Linked DNA regions of Homo sapiens: region 1 is linked to region 2. Evidence: chromatin contacts called from ENCODE Hi-C data. All regions are on one chromosome and are shown on one strand. The core of a region is the stretch at or near the end of the contact, and the rest is flanking DNA. Distances in the headings are between cores, read along the strand shown. Region 1 holds the start of ESYT2 (extended synaptotagmin 2). Region 2 overlaps VIPR2 (vasoactive intestinal peptide receptor 2).

Evidence for each region. Hi-C counts contacts between places; a loop is a spot of excess contacts on that map. Pooled maps may share reads with other maps.
Region 1: a map of ascending aorta shows a loop between it and region 2 (2.5-fold over the local background). The contact joins the promoter of ESYT2 here to the enhancer-like site in region 2. A Hi-C loop is called at or near these places in 2 of 168 maps with a recorded cell type or tissue (aorta and ascending aorta) and 4 of 50 pooled maps.

What each region holds. Positions count from the first base shown.
Region 1 is chr7:158,823,978-158,831,038 of GRCh38, forward strand. It overlaps ESYT2 (extended synaptotagmin 2), which reads right to left and starts at 5,532. Exons shown (of 23, transcript NM_001367773.1): 1 at 5,112-5,532. The coding sequence starts at 5,441. RefSeq lists enhancers at 4,306-4,375, 6,386-6,495 and silencers at 4,496-4,695, 4,776-4,825, 4,916-5,105, 5,156-5,255, 5,346-6,075.
Region 2 is chr7:159,091,951-159,099,462 of GRCh38, forward strand. All of the region lies in intron 4 of VIPR2 (vasoactive intestinal peptide receptor 2), which reads right to left. Among named protein-coding and RNA genes, the nearest start is that of VIPR2, 49 kb to the right of the region's middle. RefSeq lists an enhancer at 3,679-6,721. Within about 2 kb of position 1,646, at least 5 of the 41 ENCODE cell types and tissues checked have a DNase peak (open chromatin) inside an H3K27ac peak, as active enhancers do; they include ascending aorta, where a contact is called at or near this core.

The DNA.
Region 1 (7,061 bases), core at 4,282-6,781, 260 kb before region 2:
AATCTTAAGTAGAAATTTTACTAAATCCACAACATACAGGCTGATGGATTGCATATATCCTAAATTTAAATCTATTTTTTAGCTTAAACTAAAAACCTGATATTTACTGCTTTATTTTTAGCCATCTTGGGGCATTAATGTTCTAACTGAAGGAGGTTCTCAGACCACAGAACTGAAGCAACAACGGTCACATCCTTTCCCTTCTGTGTCTCAGCCGCAGTGTGGGTGTGAACAAGAAACCCAAGCAGCATCCTCATCCTATCTGCAGCTACGATGAGGACTCCAACACTTCCTCAACCACATGACCACTCGGATTCAGGTGCTGAAGAAGCACTTGTTTAAAATAGCTAAATTGTGGCTCCTGAATTAGCTATGCCAACTATTTTCAGTTACAAGTCTTCACAATATTTTATTAAAGTATTAAGTCAATGATTAACACTGAGAATAAAAAAATATTTGCCCTTTCTTTACATGAGATCACAGTGCATTATTTTCTTCTGTTCATTTAGTTCTTAGACTATACATACCATATTTTTGCTAGAGTTAAATTTTCCTGAACTTCCCAGAAGGGCAATGGGAAGAAAGCTCTCCCCAGAGAAAGTTTGTATACAAAAGTACAGAACAACATAACCAAGGAAGCTAATATGCTTTAATTCTCAATAATCCAAGTATGAGGGTAATAAAAGACCAACTGTCAGAACAGTTAAGTAGTATTATCCGTGACAGTATTATCCATAGCAGCCATACAATCAGCATTTATTGGCAATAGTAAAAGCAGGATAGAGTCAGACTTTATCCTATGAAGAGATAATATTTTCAAATAAATAAAAATAGTAATGAAAAATTGCCCTTATTAATCTCTATAAAAACTCTTCAAGAATCTTCCTCACAGCCCTGAGCATGGTGGCATGCAACTGTAATCCCAGCTACTTGGGAGACTCACGTAGGTGGTTCGCTTGAGCCCAAGAGTTGAGCCCAAGAGTTCAAGCCTGGGGAACACAGCGAGAACCGCCTCTCTTTAAAAAACAAAAAAGGCTGGGCGCGGTGGTTCATGCCTGTAATCCCAGCACTTTGGGAGGCCAAGGCTGGTGGATCACCTGAGGTCAGGAGTTTGAGACCAGCCTGGCCAACATGGTGAAACCCTGTCTCTACTAAAAACACAAAAATTAGCCAGACGTGGTGACGGGCGCCTGTACTCCCAGCTACTTGGGAGGCTGAGGCAGGAGAGTCGCTTAAACCCGGGAGGCAGAGGTTGCGGTGAGCCGAGACCATGCCACTGCCCTTCATCCTGGGCAACAGAGTGAGACTCCGTCTCAAAAATAAATAAATAAATGAAATAATAAATAAATAAATCTTCTCTTCTTCACCCAGGGTAGTCTAATGGTCCAGGGCCCATTACCACAGGGTAGACACTTAAACAACAAAAAGCCCTGTCCTCAATTCATCCAGCCTGCCAGGCCTTTCCCCTAAGCAGTTGGAACATAACTGTTCATGGGAAAAGAAGTGAAGAATAACAACACTGTTTATATTAAAGCTGTAGGACCAAACTTACAGAATTATCACAGTTAAGTGAGAGCCATCTGTCACATCCTAATAGCCTCAATCAGGAACAGTACATATAGTTTCTCAAAGTATTAATACTCTTATCTCATTTCCATATCCAGCTTCAGTTTTTACTCAGTAAGAAGAAAAGCTGTCAGTGAATATATACAAAGGTGAGGTGAGGAAATTAGTATCTCCTTAATTCATGTTTTCCTATGTTTCCACTCTGCCATGAATTCACGGTTGTCAACGACACACTATGAAAACAAGTACAGCCTTTGGGATGTACAGATACATCTTGTTCAAGGCAAAATACCAGTCCAAAGTTCAGAAACCCCAAGCACCAATGTATGTATGGTAAAAATCAAGGTACTAGTAATATTGGCCAGGCATGGTGGCTCACACCTGTAATCCCCACACTTTAGGAAGTCTAAGTGGGAGGATGCCTCGAGGCCAAAAGTTTGAGACCAGCCTGGACAACGCGGTAAGAACTCATCTCTAGAAAAAAAAAAAAACAAAAACAAACCCAAAGTGCAAGTAATACTGAAATCTTAACTTTTCTTATTCATAGTTTCTTCTATTATTGATGTGCTTTGACCACCCCCACCACCCCTGCCGCGCAGCAGAATTTCAGGCACACTTCGAGACCATGCAACCTGCTGGTTTTATTATGAAAATAAAGTATATTACACTTTTAATAAATATCACAAAATAGATACATAAGTATAATTTAAAAGATATTTTTAAAATCTCTCTAAAACTGTCAACATAATCACTGTCAAGTTTCATGTGAATCCTTCAAGAAGCGTCTTAAGCATCCTAGGCACACTGAAGTTTACACATGTGGGATTATGAGCTCAAGTACAAATTTGGAATAAACAAGTAAAACATTCTGGAGAAAATATAAATTCTTCATGAGGTGAACACCACAGTTCATCAGTTTAAGTCACACAGATTAAAAACTTGAAAAGAATCTTTGGCTAAATTACTTTTGTATTTTTTTTTTTTTTAAAGAATTTCAGGCTGGGCGCAGTGGCTCACACCTGTAATCCCAGCACTTTAGGAGGCTGAGGCGGGTGGATCACGAGGTCAAGAGATCGAGACCATCCTGGCCAACATGGTGAAACCCAGTCTCTACTAAAAATACAAAAATTAACTGGGTGTGGTGGTGTGCGCCTGTAGTCCCAGCTATTCGGGAGGCTGAGGCAGGAGAATGGCTTGAACCCGGGAGGCGGAGGTTGCAGTGAGTTGAGATGGTGCCACTGCACTTCAGCCTGGCAACAGAGCGAGATTCCGTCTCAAAAAAAAAAAAAAAAATTTCAGTTCTTCAATAGGGCAGCAATTTCATCTGTACAGTCTGTGTGGCCGGGCGCGGTGGCTCACGCCTGTAATCCCTGCACTTGGGGAGGCCAAGGCAGGCGGAACACAAGGTCAGGAGTTTGAGACCAGCCTGGCCAACATGGTGAAACCCTGTTTCTACTAAAAATACAAAGATTAGCTGGGCGTGATGGTGCACGCCTGTAATCCCAGCTACTCGGGAGGCTGAGGCAGGAGAATCTTTTGAACCCTGGAGGCGGAGGTTGTAGTGAGCCGAGATCACGCCATTGCACTCCAGCCTGGGCAACAGGGAGAGGCTCTGTCTCAAAAAAAAAAAAAAAAGAAAAGAAAAAGAAAATCTGTGTTTCACAAAGATTTTTAACAAGCAAATTTGATATTAGCCAATAACCAAGTATCTATGAAAGTCAGCATCATCACTTCCTGCAAATTTCAGCACTGATAACATTGCTATGTTATCAATATAACATAGCAATGGATGCTAATGGACTCTGTTTTTAGCTACTTTTTAGTATTATGCATCTTAGTGTAATATAGACACAAAACGTCACTTTAAAGTCCTTTTCCATTTCCAAAGTGCACCTCCTCTGTTCTTAGTTTTCCCCACCTCGGTTCCTCTTAACTTCCTTTTTCTACACACCCCTCGGTTTTTCCCGCCGCTAGCTAAAAGCTGCACCATGCCAGTTACCTTGGTTCTCCAAATATGACTCCCTCATGCTCACCACGCATCGGCAGAACTGTACATTCCCAAGCTCCTTACATTATATTCTTACTCCAGTTGCAATATGACGTCACAAAGTAGCATCTACTACCTTCTTCTTGTCTTGGGCACGCCTCCTTTCTAATTCTTGTTTGCCATCTGTGTCATGCCTTACTTCTCAGGTGTCTCATGACTGGAAACAGGGACTTTTCTCCTCTAAGAGAAAATGACCCTTCCGAAACCCACTGCTGGTCACCTTCACCCCAAAGTTTATATTAAGCCTAATGGAAGAATCATTAAAATCCTTTCTTGCAGTGTGAAACTGTGAAGCCAAGTCATGGCTAAGAAAGAATTAGGGAATGACAAGAAAAAGATTTGAAGCCAACTCTTCGTGTCTATAGTCCATAAATATACGAGGTAGAGAACTGCCGGGTTAAAAATAAAATAATACCATGACTCTTGTTATTGCTGCAACTCTTCCAAAACTTCCTGCCACACACACACACATTCACACTGGATTCAGGTCGATCCCATATAAAAATGCTCAGTCTCACAATTATACTTGCAAAAAAACTGAAACAATCTTTCAATTATCTAATATCTCCACATCTTTCGAGAGACACTTACTGCCCTTGAAATGCGTCAGAAACAACCAAGACACGAGTGCGTCTTCTCCCGGTAGAAGAAAAAGTTAACTTCTCCCCCACCAGCTGTCATTACGTTTTTTAAAAAACAGAGAGAAGGAAAAGCTGAAGCCACCCGGAGCATTTCCAGGCCGGCAGGGCTTTGGGAATGCGCACGAGAATCGCGCTGGGCGCTCTGAGAGCAGAACCGGCCGCTCAGGCCCCTAAGGAGACCCCGCGGGCGGCACCAGGAGGAAGCGCGCGCTCCGGGCAGGGCCGCGGCCGAAGAGGGGGCGCCAAGCCCGGTACCTGCCGCTGGCGCTCGGGGTCTGCAGGCCGGGGGAGGGAAGCGGGCTTTGTGAAGAGGGGTCTCCGAGAAAGCCGCGCGGGACGGCGAGGGGAGGCTTCACGAGGGCAGACGCGCCCCGGACCCGGAGCCTGGGCGGGCGGGGAAGCGGAGAAGGGGACGCCCGACTTGGACGGAGGGAGGGCACGGAGCACTCAGGACTAGGGCGGGAGCGGCGAGCAGCGGGCGGCGGCCCCAGGCGGACAGGTTCGCAGGGAGTGGGCCGGAGGCCGGGGCGGGGCTGGGGTCTGCACTCGCCCTAGCGGGCAGGTCGCCAGCAGGCTGGGAGTCGGGGCCGGGGGGCGGGGCGGGGTCTGCACTCACCTAGGTTGGCAGGTCGCAGGAACCGGCCCGGGGGCCGGGGCTGGGGTCTGCACTCGCCCAGGCGGAAGGGAAGCGCCTGCCTGGACCGGGGTGGGTGGGGGACTACGAAGGCGGGAGCCGGGGCAGGGCTGGGGTCTGCACTCACCCAGGCGGCAGGTCGCGGGGAGGGGAGTGCCTGCCTGGACGAGGGGAGATCGGGACTGGTGGTCAGGGGTCGGGACGGGCAGGGGTCTGCACTCACCCAGGCGGGCAGGTCGCAGGCGCGCACCCCCAGGCGCACGACGCGCTCCTCGTCTTCCAGCAGCGCCAGCGCGCGGCACAGGCGCAGGGCCTTGAGGCCGCGGCTGCGGCGACACCAGGCGAGCAGCGCGAGCGCGAGGAGAACCCAGCTGAAGCTGAGCCCCAGGTAGCCCAGCGCGTACACGGGCAGCAGCAGCGCGAAGCTCCGCGCCAGCTGCGCCAGCAGCCCGGGCAGCTCCACGCTCAGCACGCCCCCGGGGTTCTCAGGCGCCGCGCGGCCCCCAGCCCCGCCGGCGCCCGCCTCCGGGCCCTCGCCCCGGGCGCCGCTCATCGCCCCGCAGTGCCGCGCTGCCCTCCCGGCCGAGGCGGGCTGGGTGCTCGCGCTGATCCCGGGCGGCTCAGCCCCGCGCCAGCGCCCCTCTGAGGGGACGCGGCTCCGCCGCACGCCCGCCTCCGCCCGGGACGGTGGCGTCATCACGCGGGGCGGGAGCGGCGTGGGCCTGGGGCTGGCACGTCACCGGGAGCGGGCGGGGTGGATACTGACGTCATCGCGCGGGGCGGGCCGTGGGCCGGGTCGGAGACTACTGGAGTGGGCCGGGCAGGCGCACGACGTCATCACGCGAGCGTTGTGTCTCGGCTGGCGGGAGCCGGGGACGGGAAAGGAGAGTGCTCGGTGCGTGGGCTGGGCGTGCCTGCGTCCCCTCGAGCCCCACGGGGCACCCTCCCCACTTGCCTGTGGCCTCGGAGCCCGCGGGCGGTTTTGGCTCGGCGTCGCGCCCCGAGGCGGCTTCCGGGTGCGTGGCTGCGCTCGCCGAGGCCCGGGAAGTTGCCGTCGTCAAACCCAAAGGCTGACCGCCTCTGGGAGCTGCTGGCAAACGTGGGGGTGCGCGGCCGCTGAGCGCAGCCGGGGTGGCGGTGGGATGAGAGGGCGGCGTCCCTGTTTGCGGTCATTTTGCGGCCAGGAGGACGGGTGAGAGGGCGCCGCCCGCCGGAGGTCGGACGGGCGCCGCTGGCGGGAGTCCTCCGGTATTTTTCGGTGTGAGGTTGCCTAGCCAGTGTGCAAGGTTGTGGCTTTTGCGGAGTCTCTCGGGACGGTCTTGTTATCGGGCATTCCGGCGTGAGAACGCTGCCTCTGGGGCCCTTCCCACCCTGCTTGTCAGGGTTTTAAACACAAACGACTCCGTTGTGACCTTGACAACTCTCACACAGTTCAGTTGGCTTTTAAGATGCCTTTAATCCCAAAAGTCCTCCCTGAGGGGTCTGGTAGTGCCGGGCAAAGACCACCGCAAGCGCCCAAGGGACGCTGTTGACACTCGGGAACTCCACCCCGGGCACCACGCAGCTTCGCCGAAGGTGTTAATATTGTGGCCAACTATGAATAGCTGTTTCAAACGACTAATTTTGGGCCTTTCCTGTGATTCCTGAGGTCACTTTTCAGTTAACTCAAAAACACAACTATTGATCACTTTACTTTCCAGTGAATTCAATCGAGTTAATTATATTTGTTCTGTAGTTTCTTTCAAGGAAACTCCAAGCCAAACAGTAGCAAAGAACATCCTACTTGACTGTTTTTGAGCATATTCAGTGAATTCCAAGGAAATTTTTACTGAATTTGTAACAGAGTAGGGCACTGGCAGGTACTGAATGAATAAACAAATGCCCAGAAGAAGCAGGGTCACCTTTACATAGGAATCTGTCTCCCCTCGTTCCTGCGTCTTCATAATTTTGTGTGCATATGTATGTGGAGATTATATCACATATGTAAAACATTGCAGAGTCTAAACTCTCAACTCCAGGCAAGGGCAGTAAACCCCAAGCAAGGAATGGAAGTGGTTTCCCTTTTCTTACTCTTCACAGTCCCTGGTTTGCTGCAGCAACAAATTATATTATGTAGATTGTAAATATGCAACCGGTTAATGCTCCTAACACCACCTTTCATTCAAAACTAAGC
Region 2 (7,512 bases), core at 396-2,895:
GGCTGGTGGCGCACGTCTGTAGTCCCAGCTACTCTGGAGGCTGAGGCACGAGAATCGCTTGAACCTGGGAGGCGGAGGTTGCAGTGAGCCAAGATTATGCCGCTGAACTCCTGGGCAGCGGTTAGTCCCTCAGAAAACGGAGGTGAGAACCTCCCAGGGCTTTCCTGTGAAGACAGAGTCAGAGGCTGACGTGAGGGCTTCCCACCTGCACAGACTGCCCACCTCCGCCTGAGCTGTGGACTCTGCAGGCTGAGCCTGTTTTAAGCAAAAGGACACAGCAATGGACGGCTGGGGCCCAGAGCGAAATTGGCGAATCTGACACTCATGAAGCCGAGAGCACCAGGTGTGACAGGAGCGGGTCTTACCCTGTCCCCTCCAGATGGGCCCAGCCACCATGTTCTAATCTGAGGTCAGGAGGAGGGGACAGCGACCTGAGTACCCCATTTATCCTCTCCTCTGGGATTTTCTCCTCAAGATGACAGGGTGAGGAGGGGTTCTGGGTTCTGGTCTGGCACTGCCCTTTGAGATATTTATCTTCAAATATTCATTTCCTTTCCCATTTTAAACTGAAGAGTCTTGACTCATTCCAAATTGTACAGCCTCTGGCATCAAAATAACTTGAACCAGATCACCAAAATAACCTCCTTCCATGGGCAATTTCGGGATGCTTTTTGGCAGGAGGCTGTTTTCTTTTCTTTTCTTTTTTTTTTTTTTTTTTGAGACTGAGTCTCGCTGTGTTGCCCAGGCTGGAGTGCAGTGGTGCAATCTTGGCTCGCTGCAAGCTCCGCCTCCCGGGTTCGGCTGTTCTCAGAGATTTGTGTGTCTGCCAGAGGGAGGTGGTCGGTGTTTGCAACGTGGCTTTCTGCTTGGAAGGACTGTGGCTCCGTGTCTCAGAGTTCTGGGCCTTGGGTGTCTCATGGGCCTGGTGCTGGGCAGCAGCGTGGAGCTGCCAGCAAGAGCAGCCTCCCTTCTGCTCTCAAGACTCAGGCCTTGGGAACAAGGCTGTGACTGTTGTTACCCACACACGCATGTGAGTGTGCAGCCTCTCCGGGGAGAGTGGGTGACCTGGGGGAGTCAAGGCAGGTGGAACAAGCCATCCACTTCTGCACTGGTGCCGTCCACTCAGAGAACCCGTCTAGCAGCGGAGATGCTGCTCCCAAGCTGAGAGATGTGGTCCTGCGGGGGCTGGTGGGGGCAGAAGACATTTCCTCAAGACACTGGCAGTTACTGGAGGAAGGTGAGAGGTAAACGTCATTATATTTTTAAAAACACTGTAGACTTTGAGAACTTTGTGTGCTCATTTACTTTTCCTTAGGTTGAGACTGAAAACGTCAACACAGGAGGCTGGTCTCGTCCATCTTCTCAGAGGTCATCCTTCAGGGAAATGGGAAACTCAGACCAACCGTGTTTTAAGAAGCGTCCTTTAGTAGAAGTCAGGGCAGGCACCGCGGCTCCACGCTTACTTTCGAGGGTGCTGGCGGGTGTGGCTGGAGCTCACTCTCACTGCCGGAAGTGAGGAGCCTCTCCAACTCACTCAGGGGAGATTTTTAAAAATAGTCTTATTTCTCACAAAAATAACCACTTCCCTGGGCTGAAAACTCCCCTGGAGTCTGTCAGTGCAGAGCAGCGCTGGGCTCAGGATCCGAGATGGGAGCGAGGAGCTGTTCCACCCACAACAAGCAGGTGCCCACAGCGTCCCTGGGTCCAGACATGGAAGACCCCACAGCGTCCCTGGGTTCGGAGATGGGAGACCCCGCAGCGTCCCTGGGTCCGGACATGGGAGACCCCGCAGCGTCCCTGGGTCCGGAGATGGGAGACCCCGCAGCGTCCCTGGGTCCGGACAGGGGAGAGGCCCTGCAGCGTCCCTGGGTCCGGACATGGGAGAGGCCCCGCAGTGTCCCTGAGTCTCCTGGACAGCGGCCACCCCATGCCCAGTGCTGACGGGCGCCCCTCGTGACTCCCTCTTTCAGGGCTGGTGGTCATGTCTGCGTGATGGAAAGGGAGCAGGAAGCTGAAGGGTAGGATGGGGAACAGGCTCACATCTGTGATGGGAAAGTCTGCCTTGACCTCTCAAGGAAAGGCTCAATTTTTAGGGGAATGATTTCCAAATCATTTAAGAGGCCCCAAGAGGAGAGATGCAGAGGAGGGGATGGTCTCTCACTGCAGCCCTGGTCTCATTCTCCACAGGGGAGGCTCCTCCCCTCTGCTCCATCCCCATGGGAGCCAGGGCCTCGCCTCTGCCATCTGGGATGTGAAACCTGTGGCTTCACTTCCAGACTCAGCAGAGGAAGAGGCCACGGGGTCTCTGATGAGCACGTGGAATCTTGCCCCTTAAATCTTGCTGTCTGAGGAATGGGGACATCATTTAGACACAGGCCAGAGAGTGCCCAAGGCCCAAGGAAAGTTGAGCCCATGGCTGCTTCTGACATCAGCCACTAGCTAAGCTCAGCCCTCAGGAGCCCTTGGAGCCCCTGACCCGTCAGCCAGGGCTGGCACTCAGGAACCAGAGCTGCTGGGAGGCCCAGGTCGTGGCCACGTGCACAGGCACCGGAGACATCCTTGGGTGGCCTCCTGTTCCTCCTCTGAATAAGGGCTGGTTTCCCAGAGAAGAGTGTGCACTGCTGTTACCCCAAGTGAGCCTGCGGTGATAATTGCAGTGTGATTTTGCAGCTTCTTTGCAGGGTGGCATCCGGCTCTGGTGGTGACGTTTTAAAGACGAAGATCCTGCGTGTACACGGCTGTGAGGCAGACAGCCCGTAATCAGTGCGACTCCATGCCGTGCCACACACCTTATTTTAAGCCACGTGTTTCCTTTATGGTATGTCCAAGTTAGAGGGAGAACTTATTTTCTTTTAAAATCCAAACATGACATTTCTGAAGTATAGAAACAGAGACATTTGGAGCTTTTTATCCCATTGAGACCTAGTTCATGCACAGAGTTTAGGATTAAAAAAGGCAACTGACCTAGGAAGTGGGGGCCTTTGCTTTGCTAGCAAATATTTGTACTTTGCTTTAAAACATGTGCCTGGCAGATCTCCTGAACCTAGTCCCAAGGAGACATCAGATAGACCCCAGCAAAGCCACTTCGTGAAATGAGAGGGCTGAGGTCTCTGAGGGCATCACGGCCACAAAGATGGAGAGGGGCTAGGGAGAGTTCCAGATTAAAGCCGGGGAGCCACCACAACCACACACAGCGCACTATCCTGGCCTGGAGTCTATGAAATCGGAGCCGAGACAGCAAATCATATGACAGCATTAGTGAAAATGGGACATTTCCTAAATTTGATGACACTACTGAAGAGATTTAAGAGACCAGCCCTGCTTTTAGGGGATTCCTAACATTTAAGGGGTGAAAAGGCGTGTGTGCAAGTGACTGTGTGCTGCACACACCCAGTGTGAGGGCCGGGCAAATGCTCACAGCCGGTGACAGGGCTCACAGTCGGGGAACCTGGCCCTGTTCTTGCAACTAACTTCAAAACAGCTGCTAAGAAAGATACAGCAGAGAGAATGTGACAACTGAGTTTCCTCTTTGTACTGACAAAGTCTGGGGTTCAAAGGCAAAGCACGTATAAATTTAAGTGGTTTTTTTAGTACTTAAAATTTGATTTTTGTAAATATAAAACCAATATATTCTTATTTTTGAAAAAGCAGAAAATAGAGCAAAAGGACTATTAAGAGGGAGAACAGGAGTGTCACCGGAAGCCCCAGACTCAAGGCCCTGCTGTTCTGCCCCCTTGGCCGTTATCCAGCCCACGGTGGTCTCCACGAGCCCCTGCTCCTGTCCAGGCTCCAAATCACATCGACATGACAGTTGGTGCCGACCTGACAGGCAGTAGGTGAATCCCTTCAAAACTCTTCCTTCTCTCTTTTTTTTTTAAGTCTTTAACAGACCTCCCTAGAACCCTGAAATTTGGGTTTCCACACTTTCTTCAATACAGTTGTTTCTGAGGACCATAAATGCTGAGTCCTGAAGCATGTGCTGTGTGTCCTGGAGGGGCCAGTGTGGTGTGTGGTGTATGATCTGGAGGCTCCCCGGGGGCTCCTGGCAACAAGCTGCAGGACGCACACCTTCTCAGAACCAGCGCCCCTGCCCCACCCACCTGTGGAGCCCAAGAGCCAGCTGCTGGGTGCCCAAGCTGAACATCTGCCGCCCACATACAGACCTCCCCTTAAGGGGAGCAGCAGGGAGGCTGGACCCTTCCCCAGAGCACAATGCCGGAGGTCCCACCCAAGGCTGCCCAAGCCCAAAGACAGGCCTCCTATCCATCGAGGCCCGGAGAGTTTCAACCCCTGCCTGGGGCCACACACTCCTTCATGCAGAGCCTGGTGTGCAGACCCTGCTGCCTTGGATGGTCCATCCTGGGTCAGGCACGTACCTCCCCTCCTCCGGCATCGGCCAGCTCCATGCCCAGAAGCGCCTGGCGCACCGCTGTGTTTCCTACAGGTCCGCTGCCCTGTGCTGCACATCATCCTGGTGTGCTCCTCCATCCTTCCACCTTCCTGATCATGTGGACCTCTAATTCCTTCACCTTCATCTCCCTCCCATTAGGAGAATCTTCCCTAGCGGATTCCTTTAGAACTTAAAGAACTTGGAGACCCAATCGCCATCCCCAGGCACCAGCGTATCTGTGCATTTCCTTCTTAACCTCCTTCCCTGGTCCCGTATCTCCTTTGGCCCTGAAAAGACTCATCCATTTATTTGGAAAGTATTAAGCATCACATGCACAGGTTAAAACTAAACAGCAGAAAAGTGCTCATAATCCTGTCTGGTTGTGCCAGGTGACAGCTGAATGATTTCTGCCTGTGGCCAGATTTCTGCCCCTGCCTGAGGTCAGTCTCGTGGCCCCCGCAGCAGCCACAGGCCCAGCTCTTGTCCCGGCCCACCTCGGGATGCTTCCGCCGTACTGTGTCCATGGCTGAGACCACCCTCTCTGTGGCCGCCTTGCTGTCCCCGTTCCCATCACTCGATGAGCCAATGCCCTCGTGGCTGGCATTGAGCTTGGCACCTGCTGGGCCTGAGGACCATGAGGGGAGGCTTCCTTCAGAAAAGCTGCTGCTCTCAGAGGTGATTTGGGGCAGGCCGCTCTGGGGGTCTCTGGCAGGCTCCTCCTGGCACCCTGGGAGGCTGGTGTGTCCTTGCAGGGTTGCAGGAGGGTTGGCGGGATGATCAGATGGTGCCTCCCACAAAGGCATCTGCAGTGCCAGCTGCTGTGATCTTTGTCACCAGGGATGGGAGCCCTGGGGAGTGAAGTTTGCCATCAGTGGGAACGAGTCACTGCGGTGGCCTGAGTGCTGGAGGAGGGCAGAGGCTTATTTTTAGGGATGTGGCGTAACACGGAAGAAATGTGTGCACTTGAAGCATGGGGAGGCCGAAATGCCAAACAGTTCTCTTGGCTAAATTTAGCAGACGTGCTCTTTATGTAAGAACGGAGTTAACCAGTATGTAACACAGAAGACTTACGGGAGCCGGCCCCCTCGCGTGCCCACCACGGTGTGCTGCTGAGGCCATTCCCGGGAACGCCACACTCCGCCCTGGCCACCTCCACCACAGAAGCAATGGCAGGGCTGTGAGTGCCCAGGGTGTTAGAGATTCTACTGCCTTGCCCCTGCCTGACCCTGACTCAAGGAGGGAGGCCCCCACTCTGTGCTCTTTCATCAGTGCCCAAGATGAAATCCAAATCACCAAGGAGAATTCCCACTCCTTTTGGGCTTTTGACACAACGTATGCTTTTCAGTGCCTTGTTTCAAGAAACAGGCTTGAAGAGGCACCTTTCAGAAGCTGAGCAGCAATTGTAGCCAGTTGGGACACACAGACCAAGATTTCTGGGTCTGATCCCAGGAGTGGGATAGGGCGGGCAACAGGGCTTTGTGCAAAGTCACTCAGCCATCGGTGAGTGACAGCTGGGTGGGTTCTCAGGCCTGGACTGCTGAGGCCAAGGCTTCTGGCCTCTCGTGTAAGGATTCCAGGCTCTGACTCCAACTGGCACCAGCTGGGAACGTGCTGGAAAGGCAGGGTCTCAGCCCCCACACAGACCCACTGGGCCAGAGCCCGCACCACGATCAGTCCCAGGAGCTCCTCCGTGGCCTCTTGGAAGCCTGAGCCCTGCCGGGGCAAGCGGAATCCCCAGCCTCACACCAGCCCGGCCACTGCCGCTCCCGTCCTCTGCCTGAGCTGTTCTGTTTTCCACGCAGTGGGAACCCCGGCCCCCATCCATCAGCACAGAAGAGTTGTGATGGGATGAAGGGCAGGGCAGGGCAGGGCCGGGTGGTCGGGCCCCAGCACACGGCTCGGGGAGCCTCCCACACTTGGTGATCCCGAGCCCTCAGTCTGCTGGTGGTGGTGCTCGAGAACTGTGGCTTACAGTGCGGGTGGGCAAGCGGAGAGGAGCAGCTGTGGAGGGCAAGGACTGGGGCCATTGCTCCTTGATACACTGTGGATGAAACCCTTTACTCAGTGAAGACCTAAGACTCCCCCAGGCCTGAAAGCTGGTCTTGGCAGGAAGAGGACACAGACGGGAAGACCTTGGACAGGGAGACTGATCCCTGGCTGGCTTATCTGCTTCAGGATCTGACTGCAGCAGGTGAGACCCCAAATAAAGGCCCAGACCATGGCCACGGCTGGTGCGGCCCCTTGGGCTCCAGGTCCAGATGAGATGCAGCTGCTCAGCAGTGCCCAGGGCTGCCCTAGAGCCCTCTGGTCCGCAGAGCCCTTCTCCTCCCAGGGGCTCCCACACCCACATCTCTGCTGATTCCCTCACACATGTAGCCAAGTCTGTGGCTTCTGTGGAGGCTAATTTTTTTTCTCGAATTTAATTAATTTCGAAAACAATAAACAATAATGATTGCACACACAACACCCAGGGCAGACTTTGGCCCTGTGCAAGCAGGAAACACAACTAAAAATGTGAATCTGGGAAGCAAGTGGGCCTGATGGGACGAAGCGTGAGCTCCGGGCAGGAGAAACTCTGTTCAGTTCAGCTCCCAGGCAGCCCTGCGCTCGCCGGTGGGCAGAGCCGGCCCAGGACCGTGCATGTCCACCCCGTGGCTGCCTGGGGCCTGTTCTGGTGCTTGCAGCCTCCAGAGCCGCCTGTGCTATGTGCTGTTGCTTCGTCTTGGAAGCGAGTCCCTAAACCAACCAAGTATTCAAAGTATTCAACGAGCAGAAACTGCAACAGGAAGAAAAATTATTCATTTTGGTTTTGTGCCATCCTTTTCTTTGCTTTCTCACTTTAAAATATTTTGACTTTCTAATCCCTTAGCAGTGAATATGCACTTATAATATTTGCAGAATCTCTGAAATGTTTAATTAAGAAGAAAAATAGTTCTTCAGACTAAACAGCAAAGCATCAGGGGATCACAGAGCCACTATGCTCACGCAGGCAGGGTTTACTTACAGGCCTCGATGAAGGACCAGTGGACCCAGAAGAGCTTGCCACGTGTCCCTGGGATGCCTCACAGGGTGTGCCCAGGAGGAGACAGGAGATAAGGAGCTTGGGCATGACTCTGTGGGCT